2 separate regions of the Homo sapiens genome follow, and region 2 is linked to region 1. A link is a loop called in an ENCODE intact Hi-C map of the cell type or tissue named here. Cell type or tissue: ascending aorta. All regions are shown on one strand. Each heading gives the region's core, and the rest is flanking DNA. Links, peaks and the distances in the headings are about the cores only.

What was found. A loop is a pair of places that touch in the nucleus more often than their neighbours do. Peaks named below come from ENCODE experiments on the same cell type or tissue, not always from the same donor. Only the 100,000 strongest peaks of a DNase experiment are listed, where the experiment ranks them.
Region 2: it touches region 1 in a loop (2.9-fold over the local background); 2 of 110 quality-filtered maps call a loop at or near these places.

What each region holds. Positions count from the first base shown.
Region 1 is chr22:27,209,789-27,218,122 of GRCh38, reverse strand. No RefSeq gene overlaps it. Among named protein-coding and RNA genes, the nearest start is that of LINC01638, 11 kb to the left of the region's middle. In ascending aorta, for the core only: no CTCF peak of the experiment used is centred there; DNase peaks (open chromatin) are centred at 3,732, 5,132 and 5,392; H3K27ac peaks cover 3,307 bases.
Region 2 is chr22:26,880,004-26,888,337 of GRCh38, reverse strand. LOC110091768 (a long non-coding RNA gene) reads right to left here. Exons shown (of 6, transcript NR_146604.1): 5 at 8,268-8,334; 6 at 6,553-7,564. It also overlaps the pseudogene RPL15P22. Among named protein-coding and RNA genes, the nearest start is that of LINC01422, 19 kb to the left of the region's middle. In ascending aorta, for the core only: no CTCF peak of the experiment used is centred there; DNase peaks (open chromatin) are centred at 827, 1,921, 2,097 and 3,187; H3K27ac peaks cover 3,847 bases.

The sequences.
Region 1 (8,334 bases), core at 160-8,159:
CTGAAATTCAAATTTAATGGGGCATCCTATATTTGATCTGGCAACCCTCGATGTTGTAACAATAAAGTGAAATGGTGTGTACACATCCTTCACGGCGTGCTTCACCCCAGGGAAAGTGATCAGAGCCCAGTCACCATTTCTGTTAGTGCCACACCAGGAATACTAGATATTAAGTGCTAATACTAATTTGTTAATATCAATTACTATATTATTAATGATTATTCATATAGTTAATTAATATTAATCAGCACAAATATTAAAACTCATCATTTACTGAGTAGCTACTATGCTCCAGGCATGTCCTTCACATGACTTCATTGTCATCACATCACTCAATGTGGGAATGCCATTGTCCCCGTTTTATTGCTGAAAGTCTCAGGACTCCACAAGGTTAAACGTTGGTTACAGCTGTGACCTGGGTTGCTGATAGAGGAACACTGTTCTGAGTGCCTTGCAAGGGCTGCCTCCTTAAATGGCCTCATCAACTCTGTGAGTAGATACTATTGCTAAACTATTACTACGATCTCTGTTTTGCAAATGGGGAAACTGAAGACTAAGACTTGCCCAAGGTCACACGGGCTCATCAATGGCTGAATGAGGCTTCAAACCCAGGCAGTAGGCTGCCTGGCTCCATCCCTCCTCTAGGCTGCTTTATCAGCCACATGAATAGATAGAACGAGGGCAACTGTGGAGTGTGTCCCTAGAGGGAGAGCACAGGGCTACCAGGCTGTGGCAAGCAGCACACACAGGCACATTACCAGCTGTGTCCCATTTAGCCCTCTCAGCAGCCCCCTGTAAACAAAGACATCACTATTCCTATTTCTGATGGTATCTGAGGCTTCCCTGGCTGTATGCAGTGAGTTGGTGTCAGGACAAATGTTTACAGAGTTCCAGAGCTGAGCACTGGAGCAACTCGGAAGGTCAAGATAGGGTTCAGCCATTGGAGTCCAAGTGCCCACTTCTGCCTCCAACAGAGAAGCTCTGACACTTCCTGGCTGTGTGACCCTGGGCAAGGTACTCCACCTCTCTGATCTCGCATCTCCTTGCCTGTAAAAAGGGACTGAAAAAAAATACCTTCCTCTAGATAGAACTGTTGTAATCTTCAAATGACCCAATCCATGAAAAGCACTGAATATAGTGCCTACTAACAGAGAAACTGCAAAATAAATGTGAGTAGTTACGGTCATTTTTAGGCATCTGTCTTTGGGCTCCCTCAGTAGCAGAGCTTGAGATACAGACTTCAGGGCAGGTGGTTCCTTTGGGAGGTGAACTCAGGATGCCCCAGTAGAGGAGTAACCAGGGAGACAGGAAAAGAAGAGACCAATACAGAGTGTGTGAATGAGCAGGTGACTGCTGCCGGCACTTGGAGCACAGTCCTGCTGGGGAACTCTGGTAGGCTGCACAGAGCACACCTGGGAGTTGTCTCTCCCAGGGGTGAGGGAGTTGGGATATTTATCCTCCAACTCCCCTACATCTCTGGCCTAATCCCTTGCACATGCCCAGTGTACTCAGTGGGCCAGAGAAAGCCCCTGGGCAAAGGCAGTAGTAAAGTGAGTGGGCATGGGAAGGGTGAGGGACAAGCAGGCATGGTCAGGGCACCCACTACATCTTGACAGAATCTCTGGAAGATTTCAGTTAAAAAGCAACCTTCTGCTAAAATAATAACAATGACAACAACAATGGCGTTGACAACGATAATAATAATTCAGGTTGAAAACCAAGGATATGATCTGTCCCCACCCACCCCCATTCAGACCCCCAGACCAGTGTTCTCCTCCAAAGCTGAGAATGGGGTAACCAGCTGTCCAAAGAAGCAACCCAGATTTCCTTCGGCTCCAGGAAGGGCATGGAATGGCTCTCTGAGTTCTAGGAGTTGGTGCCACCGAGAGAGGAGGACATTGCCTGTCCTTCAGGCCTGTGCATCCTGCAGAGGCCGTGGTGCTAATTGCAAAGGTAGGGGACCCATAAAGCATTTTGGACGTCTGCTGGCAGCAGCTGGCTGAAGGCAAGACCTGTCAGGGACCAGCACTCAGCTTTGATTTAGCGTCAGAGTAGAGGTTTAAAAGAAAAAGGAGGAGGAGGAAGATTCCATTGGGTTGAGCGAAAATACTTGCTCTAAGTGGTTGGGCCATGAGTGTATCTGTCAACCTGGAACAAGAAGAGAACTACTATTTAGATAACTATTTGCTGCACCTCCCAAATGTCTGGGGCTTTACCTGGCTTGCCTCCTTGTGTCCCCCAACCCAGCCACTTAAGAATAGGTATTATTATTTTTATTTCCATTTCAGAGATGAAGGAGTGAAGGCTCAGAGGGGGAAGGTGACTTGCCCAGGGCTACACAGTGAGGAATGGTCAGAGCTGGGATGAGGACTTGGCACTGAATCCAGTGCTTATGCCAGCCAATAAGTAGACCCCTGCCTGACACAGGCTATGGGAATAAAATTTGTCTGAAGATGCACTGGGAGGCAGTGGAAGCTGATGGTTAGCTCAGGGCCTCTGGCATCAGAGTTTCTGCTTTATTTCCCAGCCATCCAGTTTTCACTAGCTGTAGGGCTAGTGAAGCGATGTACAGTCTCTGGGACTCAGTTTCCTTATCTGTAAAATGGGGACACAAGTAGTACATTCTTCCCTGGATTGATCTAAAAATTGAATGGCATCAAGGCTTTAGAGAAACTAATTGAGTCCATAAATATTCCATCAACTCTAGGGGGTTTGATAACTCACAGGAGGCTCTTGGAGGCAGAAAATATATGAGCTTTCAATGGTGGAAGCCCAGCTGTTGCATAGGTCAGATGTAAGAGACCAGTCGAATCTGGTTGCAGAATTCCATGCCCTCTTTAGCAACCTCCTTAAGGAGCCTCCTCCTCCCAAGATTGCTTAGAGGAAATTACAAGTCACTGCCCAGAGCGTGGTAGCAGACATCTTCCGCAGGGTCACGCTGTCACCACATAGCGTGATGGTTCTGTGCTAAGCACTTTACATACTTTATCCTACAGGGTCTTAACTACAACCCCTGAGTGAGATCTCTTAGCTTTGCCATTTTATGGGTGAGCAAGTAGAGGTCAGAGAGGCAAGATCCTTTGTTCAAATTACAACAGCTGGCAAGCAATGGAGGCCAGGATGGAGCTCAGGAGCCCAACGGTCCATCCACCATCACCTGAGCTAAGAAATGTGAATTTTTTTCCTACAAATACCCGAGGAAGGTACCGAAGACAGCTTCGTTGCCCTGGGCAGATGGTCACCGCTTGGCCCTGCCTGGTCACAGCTAGTCAGCTAGACTGGATGCTTCTTTGTTTTTCTACAGGACATTCATGTCTCAAGGGACACCAAATCTAGAGACTCCACACTCCACAAAACCTCCAGCCTAGTCCCCCAAATTCAACCACAGCCTCGTTCAAAATAGCCTGTCTCTGGAACACACTGTCCAGCTGCTCCAGACCTTGCAATATTCAGGAAGTCATCTATACCTTAAATAATAATAATAATAGAAAAGTAATAAAGAATGAAATCAAGTGACTTTACCCTGGATACCAGGCCACGTTAGCTCATGGCCCGGTTTTCTGGGTCAGGGACAGGGGTTGTGTGTGATACTCTTATGCAAGGCATTTGGCGGCAGAGAAACTCTAGTTCCTAAAGATTATTATTTTAACTAACCCAGTGTTGACGTGTCCAAAGGCAGCGGGAGGCTCTGAAGGGTTTTCCAAGAAAGCGTGTGTTTCTTGGGGTTATTTTTTCAGACTCAAGTTCAGGGAGGGGGCTGTTTTGCTCAACTCATGTTTCTGGAAAAACAGGCACTTGGAAAGAGTTGGCCAAGGCAGGCAGGATGTGGAATGGAGAGCTGTGGGCCTGCGGGGAGGGGACGGAGGAGGCAGCCGGGAGAAGGGCCGGCACCCTTTGCTCAGTCTCTTCTTGAGCTGGACCTTGGGAGCCTGGCCATCCCCGACCAAAGGAAGAGGCTGCTAGAAGATGAAAGCTGATTGCAGTCTCTGTGGCCTCACTCTTGAGAAATATGCTTCAATCACTTGGCCTTTCCCTGGAGCAGGGATGACGACAGAGGAGAGGTGGACAGACACCATCTTGGTTGGCTTTTAGGCCAACCAAGCCAAGGGTTGCTTCTCATGGAGTGCTGTCTAGATATCGCTGACTCATTGTGTGCCTCGGTTTCCCCTCTGGGCTCAAGAGCTTTGAGCATGCTTTGTGTAACCCAGTCCCTGCTTGTCCCTGCAGGTTCATTCCACGTCACTCTCTTCTTCACGGGCTGGGGTCCAACCCCACTCACCATCCCTCGGACCCCAGAAGGCCCACGGTCCTGCCAGCCTTGAGGCCTTCCCTTCTGCCTGGAACCCTTCTCTTTGCTCCTAACCTACCTCTGTCGTCTTCCTGGCACCACTTGAATATCACCTCCTCGGGAAGCCTTCCCTGATCTCCCAAACTGAGCCAGGGCCTCCCTTGTTCTAGCATTCTGTATTTCCTTGGAGCACATTTCATAATTTAATTCTATAATTCCTTTTCCAGTGTCTACCTCTCTCACTGACTCTGAGGCCCATGAGGAGAGAAACCACGTCCTTCTCATTTACTGTGGTTTCCTTGGCTTCTCGCCTGACATACAAAAGGTGCTCAGTGAGCGAATGGAAACACCTCCCAAGCAGGGCTCACAGCCGTGGGTGTCCCAACCCAAGTGCAAAGGCAGAGCTCAGATTTGTCCTGCTGGACCCCAGGACACCAGGCAGGTACCAGACAGGTGATGGACAGATGGAGATGAGTTCTTCTACACCTTCTTAAGATTATGCAGAAAGCCACACTCTAGGGATAAATATATCCCACCCACCTTCATTATATGGTGATCACCAGTCAAAAGAGGTCATGTGCCTCAAAAGAAAGGTCTTTATTTGGTCTGTGAAGACCAGTCATTCCATCCCAAGGACTCCCTTCTTCCTCAAGGTTCCTTTATTCCCTCGTGTTCCCTGGCTTCCTTTCAGAATCCAATGGGGACAGAGACTTCGACAGACTCCCCACAGGGTCTCATGAGGAGACTCCTGTGTGTTCTCACTTCTCCCCTGCTCCTGGAGCCATTGCTCCCCTGAGACCCACAACTCTTTCAAGCTCAGAGGTGAGTCATCCATGCATCACGTGTCTTGGTGAATGTCAAGTGTCTCCTGCTTTAGAGCCTTGAGCCCTGGACTTTGTTTTATGGGGTTTGGCTGTCTGGGGCCGCCGACGATTTCATCCATCAACTCAGGATCGCTCCAACACTAATGCTGAATTTATAGAAGTGGTTAAACAAAGTGTTGACAATAGGGACCGCGTGTTTCTGATTAACACTGCAATTCCAAGGGAAGCTGCCAAGTGTGGGGAAGTCAGTAAAACACAGCAGCGATTTCCCAGGCTCAGTGAGTTGGGGATTTGACATCACGGGATTAACAGATGTTGCGCAAGGAACTTGCAAAGCATTGGGAGGCATTGCTCGACAGAACAGCACAGGCTTATATACAAACCGGAGTTGTTCCTTCCTGTCTTTCTTCCTTTTGCTTTTTTTTTTTTTTTCCTGAGAGATTAAATCTGAATCCTCTTTCAGCCTTAAGAGTTTCCATCAGGAATTGCTGTCAGCTTCAGCAATGCTCCCAGAATCCTGTCCTTACTCCTTTCTGAGAGTGAACAGTAACACTGGCTAACATTTATCAAAAACTTACTGGGGTACCAGATACTTCTACAAATCATCTCCTGTCATCTGCACGGGGAAGCAGGGACTGTGATGATCTACACTTTAAAGCTAATGTTTTAGTCTGAAACGGTCGAAGACTCACAAGAAGTTGCAAAATCAGGACAAAGGGTTCTCAGGTTCCCTTCCCCCAGCATCCTCCGATGATAATATCCTATATGACCATAGTACATTGTCAAAGCCAGGAAATCAGCTTTGGTCCAATGCCACACATCTTATGCAGCTTGTATCCAGTGTGTACATGCATTTAGAAAAATAGTCCTATGATATTTTAGCACATGTTTAGGTTAGAGCAACCACCACCGCATGAGAATACAGAATTTTTCTCTCCCCTCGATAAAATTCCCTTGGGTTACCCTATCATAAACTTACGCTTTCTTCCGCCCTAAGCTCTGGAAGTCATTGAGCTGTTCCCCATCACTATAAGTTAGTCACTTTAAGAATGTCATATAAATGGAACTATACAGTATACAGCCTCTGAGGTTGACTTTTTTCACTCAGCACAATGCCCTTGAGATCCGTCCATGTGGCTAGAGGTATCAACGATTCATTTCTTCTTGCTGCTGGTCAGTATTCCTTTGTATAGATGTACCGTGCTTTATCTATCCACCTGTCGAAGGACATCTGGTGGTTTTCAGTTTGTGACTATTGTGGATAAAGTGCTACGAACATGCATGTAAAGGTTTTTCTGTGATGATCTGCACCCAGCAGATGAGGAGATGGAGGCAAGAGAGGGGAAGTGACTTGCCCAAGCTCTCATAGCCAGCACTTGTAATGAAGATTTGAACCCAGGTAGTCACTCCAGAGGCTTCATGCTTAACCACCTCCAAGACTGAAAATCTTGTAGGTAAGAATAATCAACCCTAAAAGATTAGTTAACACACCAGAAAGATGTGCTGTGTTTATCAGTGGATCCATTTTCTCACAAGAGTACGCCACATGCCCCTTGCAAAGACAGTTTAAGCATCAAAATCTGGAGTCAAAGTCTGGCCCTCGGCTTGGTATGTAGGGATCTTCCCAATCCAGCCTCTACTGGTCTTCAGTTCTCACCTCTTGCCATCCTTCTCTGGCTGAGCAGAATGCTGTTTGCTATTTCCCCTCAAACAGCCCCTGAGATTCCAGCCTCCTTGATTCTGCTCACACCATCCGTTTGCCCAAAATACCCCTCTCTCTATGTCCACAAACTCTCTTCTGTTAGTAGGTGCCTCTGTGGAAAGACTGGTCCATCCTCATCCCACTCCTCTGGAAGGTCTTGGCTCCCATGAATATTTATCTATTTCCATAAACACAAATATATCCATTAAGCAAAGCTTCTCAAGGGCCGAGGATGTGGAAGGCACTGAGCTGAAGCTTGGGAAGCAGAAATAAATAATCTATAGTCTGTGAGCTCAACTGTCAAGTTCCTCAGTCTGCAGACATAGAAAGACATACCGCATGGAGAGATGAATGGAGGGCAATGGAGGGGGAAAAGTGCTAGGCTTGGAAGGTTGGAGCCCCAGATTCAAGTCCCGGATGGCTCCTATCTGGTGGCGGAACCTCCCTGGACTTGTTTCCCACCCTCTGCTCTGTCTTTCTTACAGAGGGGCTATGAACAGGCATGGAGTTAATTCATGATGCAAACATACTTTCTCCCTGGGCTGGGCATCTGCAGTGAGGAGCTGGCCTCCTTCACTCGCCTGGGACAACCAGACCCAAGATCCCAGAGTCATCAAAAGCCAGTGCCATTGCAGCTGGCTGCATGGGAATCCGGGTGCTTCTTTGTCTGCAGGATGCATATCAGAGGACAGCGTCGGGTTGGAACAAGGGGAGTGAGAGAACAGAGGGCCCACAGGGAGGGACTGACCTTAAATGCGGCAGCTCCCTTCCGCCTTAGACCCAGAAACAGCCCCATCAGCCCCACACTCCCACCTGCAGCTCATCTTCCTCCAGGAACCTTTCATGCTTGTTCTGCATTTGATTTCCTCCCTCCAATGGCCTCCTGCTCCCCATAAAATTCAATCTCCTTTTGTTTTCAATTCAATTAAGGGCCAGTAATTCCACCCACAAGGCCACACATTGAAAGTGCAGTCAATAACCCGGCTGTGGTCAAAGGCAGACTGGCCTGAAGGGAGAGACTCACACAAGTCTCTTGAGTCCCAGCTGAGGAGTATTGGATGGGGCCTTGGGGAGAGAAAAGAGCCCCGATGGGAGTTAGTCTCGACTTCTAGGCTTGGCCGTGGCACCTACTCACCCATGACCTTGGGCAAGAGCTGGCCTCCCTGAGCTCAGTTTTCCCATTTGTTAAATGGGACCAAGAAAGTACTGTTTGTACTTTCTGCCCTGTTCTGACAGAGCTTGTAGCCCCATTCTGCCACTCACCCAAATATCATGGGTGTTATTTCAATACTAATTTAACGACTGATTACAAATATACCACACCCAGGAAGCCTGCTTGCAGGAACTTGTCCTCTAAAATATTTGTGCATTAGTTGGGTGTGGTGATATGCACCTATAGTCTCAGCTACTTGGGAGGATCTCTTGAGCCCAGGGGTTCGAGGCTGCAGTGAGCCATGACTGTGCCATTCACTCCAGCCTGGGTGATAGAGCAATACTCCAAGAAAAACAGAGAAAGAAAG
Region 2 (8,334 bases), core at 185-8,184, 330 kb after region 1:
TAGCTGGGATTGCAGGCATGAACCACCAAACCCAGCTACTTTTTGTATTTTTAGTAGACACGGAGTTTCACCATGTTGGTCAGTCTGGTCTCAAACTCCTGACCTTGTGATCCACCCACCTCCGTCTCTCAAAGTGCTGGGATTACAGCCGTGAGACACTGTGGCCAGCCAGCTTCTTTTTATTCAGTTAGTCAACCATATAATTTACCTTCCAAACCAGGCCACTTTGGAGAAAGGAAGAGAATGCTATTAATCAATAAGCCAGGACAATAGGGACTACCTGGGGTAGACCAAGATGGGCAGTCACCATACACCATCATTCCTGCCACAGAACCTTTGCACATGCTGCCCTCCCTACTCCGCACTCACCTGTCTAATTGGACCTGAAGCTTCAGCATCCCTTCTTTAGGGAAGCCTCTTCCAATACACCAATTTAGTCAGATCCCTTGTTAAGCATTCTGCTACAACTTGTTTCATTAGGGGCACTAATTTAGATTTCTAAATACATACTCAATTGTGTCTGTATTTGATTAACTCTCTGTTTTGAACAGGATATAAACTCCATGAAGTTAGAGACTGTGTCTCTTTTTGTTCACTCTTTATCCCCCACATCTGGCACATAGTAAAGCATTCCACAAATGCGGCATTGGAATGCATGAATAATTGCTGACCTCTCCCTGGAGGGCTCAAAATAGAAACCTTCTGATGTGAGAGGACATTTCAATGTGGTCTAGAAGAATAAGTAAAGAATTAGACTCCGGTCTGGCGGCAGCCATCAGATAAGCCAAGATGGGTGCATACAAGTACATCCTGGAGCTATGGAGAAAGAAGCAGTCTGATGTCATGCGCTTTCTTCTGAGGGTCCGCTGCTGGCAGTACCGCCAGCTATCTGCTCTCCACAGGGCTCCCCGCCCCACCCGGCCTGATAAAGTGCACCGACTGGGCTACAAACAAGGCCAAGCAAGGTTACGTTATATATAGGATTCGTGTTCGCCGTTATATATAGGATTCATGTTCGCCGTGGTGGCTGAAAACGCCCAGTTCCTAAGGGTGCAACTTACAGCAAGCCTGTCCATCATGGTGTTAACCAGCTAAAGTTTGCTCGAAGCCTTCAGTCCGTTGCAGAGGAGCGAGCTGGACGCCACCATGGGGCTCTGAGCGTCCTGAATTCTTACAGGGTTGGTGAAGATTCCACATAAAAATTTTCTGAGGTTGTCCTCATTGATCCATTCCATAAAGCTATCAGAAGAAATCCTGACACCCAATGGATCATCAAACCACTCCACAAGCACAGGGAGATGCGTGGGCTGACATCTGAAGGCTGAAAGAGCCCTGGGCTTGGAAAGGGCCATAAGTTCCACCACACTGTTGGTGGTTCTCGCCGGGCAGCTTAGAGAAGGCGCAATACTCTCCAGCTCCACCGTTACCGCTAATATAATTAAAGTTTGTAAAATTCATACCTAATAAACAATTTAGGACAGTCAAAAAAAAAAGAACGGGACTCCATGGAGAAGCGGATGAACAGCTTTCAAAGTGGAGGGAATTGCAGTGCGCAAAAGGAAATGTTGGGCCACAGCAAAAGCAGTCATAGAATGGCCTGGAGTTGAATAACTGGAGCACCAAAGTGTGGGAGTGAGCTGGAGGGGGCAGGTCAGGTTGGAAAGCCTTGAGTGCCCAGTGAAGGCCTGACTCTCAAAAAGCAACAGGGAGCCACGGAGGACACTTACCATTGGGTGCCTTTGAGGGCCATGGTGCTGGAGGTAGAATACAATCCCCACCTCCTCCAAGTAAACCTAGAGTCTGCTGGCAACAGCAGCTTGTTAAGCTTTTCTTACTTGGAACACAAATCTATTTTTTATTTTTCTTTCTAATTTTTTAGAGATGAGGTCTCGCTCTGTCACCCAGGCTGGAGTGCAGTGGTACGACCATAGCTCATTGCAGCCTCAAATTCCTGAGCCCAAATGATCTTCTTGTTTTTGCCTTTTGAGTAGCTGAGACTACAGACATGCGCCACCATCCCTGGTTAATTTTTAACCTATTTTTGTAGAGATGTGATCTCACTACACTGCCCAAGCTGATCTAGAACTTGTGGCCTCAAGCAACCCTTTTACTTCAGCCTCCCAAAGTGCTGAGATGACAGACAGGAGCCACTGTGTTCAGCCACAAATCTATTTTTAATGAAGGCTGGGCATGGGGGTGAGCACAGCCACATCTGAAGCACTTCTGTTCCCTGAAGGGTAGTTTGAGAACCACAAACACAAACATGGCTATTTTTTAAAGCTCTATCCAGGGCTTTCCCCATCAGCTATGGCCTACAGAAAGCAGTTGATGTACTAAGGTCACCCAGCCAGGAATCAAGCCCTGATCCTCAGTCCTGTGTCCTCCCATTGTGCTACTCTGCCTCCTGAGTAGGGCCCGGGAGAGGACACCAGTGGCCCTTCAGAGGGGGTCTTATCTAGCCCTGGAACCAGACAGAGCTATACCTGTCCCAAGTGATGGGCAGCTCTCACCATTCCCATGCACGCCAAGGGAGGGGGCAGAGCAATTGTCCTTGATGACCCAGTGTCCCCCCAAAAAATCACACCTCCCATTCCCAGAGCATTTCCTGTGATCCTTCTTCCAACTGAAACCCACATCAACTCTTGGAGCTGGTCATCATTCTTCTTTTTTATTTTAACAGTAAGGGAACTGAGGCTCAGAGAGGTTTGGTAACTTGCCCAAGGTCACACAGCTTGTGAGTGGCTCAATCCAGATTTGAACACAGATCTGACTCCAGAACTTTTTAACCCTGCACTAACCACTGCCAAAAGAAAAATAAAGTGTGTCCTGGGGAGAGCTCCCTTTCTCTGTGGAGACTTATAAGAAAGAAAAAAGGCAGGCATCTTCCAGTCTGAGATGAGTGGAAGAGAGTCCCACCAGACTCAGTGGAAGGACACGATGACTCCAATAGGTCTGCCATCCCTCAGATTCTATTTGCAGGGCTGTCCCTGTCAGGACAGATGAAGCATCATCCAGTTAGGCAGGCTGTCCACCTGGCTGTCAGCACAGCATCATTTATAATGCCTAAGCCATAACCAGGCTGTGATGAAGACTTCAGCCCTGGCTCCTCGGCAGGGAATGCAGTTGACTTTGGAACCAGCTGTCCTGGCATGCCCAGTACAGCAAATGTGGCTTAGACGTGAGCCCCAGTCTGAGGACTTAGGGTCAGCCACAACTCCTGCCACAGGCAATCTGGCACCGAGAGAGATGGTGGTGGCCAAATTGTTCATACGGGGCCATTTGTGTGTCTGAGAGCCGCAAGCGCTTGTCCAGTAGTTCAGATGATGGAATGTGTATTTCTCGTAATGGAAAGTGGAGTCCAACAAATGTATTCTTCATGACTCAAGACAGAGAATTGCTTTAAGAACTGGTCACTCTCTCACTGAATCTTCACAACAACCAACGAGGATGTCTTCTATGCCCCACGATCCCCACTTTGCAGTTGAAGAAACTGAGTGTCAGAGAGAGAAAAGGCCTGGTTGAAAACTCACCAGTGGTGGCCCAGAATAAGCTACCTTCCTACGTGGCAACCCACTGCTCAGCATACGAGGCTGCCGTAGCTGGAGCCTTCAGTCAAAGTTAGCCCCTTCCAGTCTTATTTCTGCATCAGGTTCTCCACTAAACTGTACATTCCTTGGGGACAGGGATCACATTGCTTTTAGCTCTCTACCCACGCATCCTGGGAAACAGTGGGTGTCCAAATGATTGTGATTCTCACAGTGTGTTGTACCCTAATTATTTATATGTATAAATTCATACTTCCACCAGATCAATCATTTGCAGGCTTATTTGAGCTAAAGAACCATAGTAAAATACAAAACAAATGGTGGTTATTTGACAATTATGCCAATGAAATTATCACAAGAGAGGGTATTATCCTACAAGGGATCCAGAGAGAGTTTTGAAATTTTCTGGTCCACAGAGGCTGCTGTCCCCAAGTCACTAAAAGAAAATGCTGAACAAGGAAACTCAGGGAAAAAAATATAGTAGGTATTTATGCATCCTCAATTATATGTCAGATATGGTGGAAGTGCTTCACATGTGTCAACTCAATATTTATCCCCAGAACAGCCCTAGAGTCAGTAATACATCCCTCACTTTATGAACAAGGAAACTGAGCCCCAGAAAGGTGGTATGACTTGCCCAAGGGCACACAGATAGTAGGTGGCAAAGCCAGGAGTCAAACCTAGGTCCGTCTGTGGGCCCTCCTGACAATCCTCCTCAGCCAGGTCCCCAAAGGGGATAAAACGCTACTGACCTCCAAAACTGAATAAGCTTCACAAACTTCTAGTCATTTATACGTTTAAACTATATTTTCTTGATGCCCATCTAAAGGTACTGAAGGGAGATGAATTTGACACCGTTTCTGCCCCCAAGCACTCACAATCTAGTTCAGATGAGACCAGTAACTCCATAAAATAAAGTGTGAGGATTCAGGGGCCAGAGAGGGGAGGCGGCTTTAATTCCTGAGTTTCAGTTACCTCACACACTGAGGAGATTTGGAGAGGCTATAATTTCAAGAGTTCCATTAAACACGAATGGTAAACAAATAGACATTTAAGAGACATTATTTTGGTCTTCTGTCCAAAGTACCTTACCTTCCTTAGACAAAAGAGTTGTTGAAACAGTTTATTAAATTGCGCTAGATTGAATTTCATTGGGTTGTGGGACTATCTTGTGCTGGGAGTTGTGCTGACTTGGATTGGCTTGTATTGGGTTGACTTAGGTGGCTGAGAAGTGGTCTGTTGCATCATGTTGAAATGTAATTTGTTGGAATTTGTTGGGTTCAATGGTTTTTGCTGAATAAGGTCAAGTTGAATGGGGTTGTATTGTGTCGGTGGTGAGGTTGTACTAAGTTGGGTTATGTCGGTTTATTTCAGTTGAATTGATGTGGATTGAATTGGGTTAAGTAGATTTCGTTGGGTTTAGTTGGCTTGGCTTGGCTGGAATGAAACTGATTGGTATCCATCTATTGAGAAGGGTGTAGAGCCATTTCCTGTCCAACAAATAGAACTGCTCTGGAAAGCTCTATATTTTAGGGCCAAAACCCACAATGGATGGAGCCATTTTGCATTTGAGGAAGTATGACCCAAATAAATGGTCTTTCCATCTCTGCTAAAATCTAGTTTACTGGCTGCAGAGATGGCAATGAGGTATTAGGGGGTGGATATTGCAAAGGTCACACGGTTTGTATGCAATTCTGGCATCTCTGTCGGTCCTATCCTATTCATCAATTTGCAAAGCATCATGGAGCTCTCTACATGTGCTGGATACTGAAGATCAAAGGATGAATAATGCCCCATTCCTGTCCTTAAGGACTTAATGATGCCACGCAATTACTGTTTACTATAATATTGTCTCCCTTGGGCAAACTCGTCATCCTCAAATCTGGCTACCAGCAAGACAATTGCCAACACTCTGACCCCAAGACATTGGAACAATGGAGAATATCCACAAGCACAAAAAATACTTTTGGTCAGGAGCGGTGGCTCACACCTGTAATCCCAGCACTCTGGGAGGCCGAGGCAGGCTGGTCACTTGAGCTCAGGAGTTCAGGACCAGCCTGGGCAACATAGTGAAACCCCATCTCTACAAAAAGAATACAAAGTTAGCCGGGTGTGGCATGTGCCTGTAGTCCCAGCCACTCAGTTGGCTTCAGCCTGTGAAGCAAAGCTTGCAGTGAGCCAAGATCATGCCACTGCACTCCAGCCTGGGCAACAGAGCCAGACCCTGTCTCAAAGACAAACAAAACAAAACATACTTTTTAAATAAATAAAGCCTCTAGCAAGTCTGATTAAGAAAAAAATGGAGAAAGGGAGTGAGAAGGGAGAGTTATACAGCATAAGTCTTTTAACTACAAAAACAGGAGAGCTTTTACAAATTATTTCAAAAATACTACAAGCAGACAGGGCATGGTGGCTCATGCCTGTAATCCCAGCACTTTGGGAGGCTGAGGCGGGCGGATCATGAGGTCAGGAGATCGAGACTATCCTGGCTAACACAGTGAAACCCCGTCTCTACTAAAAATACAAAAAAATCAGCCAGGTATGGTGGCAGGCACCTGTAGTCCCAGCTACTCAGGAGGCTGAGGCAGGAGAATGGTGTGAACCCGGGAGGCAGAGCTTGCAGTGAGCCGAGATCGTGCCACCACTCCAGCCTGGGCGACAAAGCAAGACCCTGTCTCAAAAAAAAAAAAAAAATACTACAAGCAGCATACTTACCAATACATTTGAAACTTAAATAAAATGATTTGAAAGAAATAAAAATGACCAAAGTTGGCAGAAGAAGAAAAAAATGTTAGACTTAAAAGTCTAATATCCATTAAACATTGTACAAAATCTATTATTATCCCCTCTCCTGACCATCGCACCTCATTCCCTGGGAGCTTAACATTTTATAAACCTGTTATGTCAGACCTTTAATGTACAGGTAAATCCAATAGTCTATGCATTAAAGAATGAGAAAGGTGGGGCATAATTCAAATTCATTTGAGGCTAATAAGACCTTTATACCAAAATCCACTAAGAATAATACAAAAGTAAAGAAATCTATAGAAAAATAGACATGAAAGTGTAAAATGGAAAACTAGGAAGTCAGGTTCAGTAATATTTTAGAAAATACATTATGAAAGGATAGGGTGAATCTAAGAAATGCAAGGATGGTTCCATATCAGAAAAACTTATTGTATAATACATCACATTAAATGAGAAATTCGCATAATTCGCTAAATCCATTCTGAAAAAATTTTGAAAAAATTCAATCCTCATTTATAATTCAAATTGTCATTAAAAGAAGGATTGAAGGGAACTTTCCAGGAGAATTTATAGATAAGGCTTTACGACTAATAAGAACACTCAGTGAGATTCCAAAATATAAGATCAGCATTCAAAAACCAGTAGTGCCTTCTGTTTCCAAGAAAGATATAATAGGTCACGGTAAGACAGCATGTGTGCTGACAGCTAGAAAACACTTAACACAGAAATAGTATTTTTAAGGGAATCCAGAACTGTGAAAGCAAAGAAAAAAAGTATAAGGACTACAGTTCCAGAATAGTAAGAACCGTTCAGAAATGGGCAGACAATTGGCTACTGCTGTTTCAGCCTGGAACATTGTTGATATTGGGCTCAGGCTGAGAATCTTCACTTGCCCAGACAGAGGGTAACTGCCCAGGGAAACCAAAACAGTGGAGTCCAAGGATGGGCAGTGGGAGTGGTCTGCCCCCGATGGCAGCCAACAGAGGCATGCAGAGACTGTAGAGAACATAAAAGCAATAGGCCGGCGCGGTGCCTCACACCTGTAATCCCAGCACTCTGGGAGGCCGAGGCGGGCAGATCACCTAAGGTTGGGAGTTCGAGACCAGCCTGACCAACAAGGAGAAACCTCTCTCTACTAAAAACACAAAATTAACCAGGCGTGGTGGTGCATGCCTGTAATCCCAGCTACTCGGGAGGCTGACGCAGGAGAATCTCTTGAACCCAGGAGGTGGAGGTTGCAGTGAGCTGAGATCACGCCATTGCACTCCAGCCTGGGCAAGAAGAGCAAAAACTCCGTCTCAAAAAAAATAAATAAATAAAACTAAACATCAATCTGCTTTTCGTTATCACCATGAGTTAGTAATTCTAAACAATTTCAGAGATGAAATACTCCCCCCCACCAATTATTTTTTATAAGTTCTAAACAATTGCTGTACTTAGTGTTAAGGTTTAGTCATAAATGTAAACTTCAAATTAGCACATTTTTAAACTTATCTTTTAATAAATATTGTATTTTACATGGAAGCTAATTCAGAAAACTCAATTGTATAGTCAGCTTTGACTATATACAAATTTGACCAAAGACATTCATTCAAAATTAAGTTCATAATGACTTAGAGTCATCTGTGCTTATTTGGGGTGAACTTTGTGTCTCTCACCTCTACACTACTCCATATTCCTTCACTTAAATAATAGATTTCAAATAAGCCACGGTAGTAAAGAACTTGAGTTACTTAAATTCCATCATTCTATATGAGGCCACTTGGAGTTTTTCCCTATGTTAAATTTTAAAACTGTTAAATTTAAAAATAGAGCATAGGCCGAGTGCGGTGGCTCACACCTGTAATCCCAGCACTTTGGGAGGCTGAGGTGGGTGGATCTCCTGAAGTCAGGAGCTCAAGACCCTCCTGGCCAACATGGTAAAACCCCGTCTCTACTAAAAACACAAAAATAGTCGGGCATGGTGGCACACACCTGTAATCCCAGCTACTTGGGAGGCTGGGAGAGAAGAATCACTTGAACCTGGGAGGTGGAGGCTGCA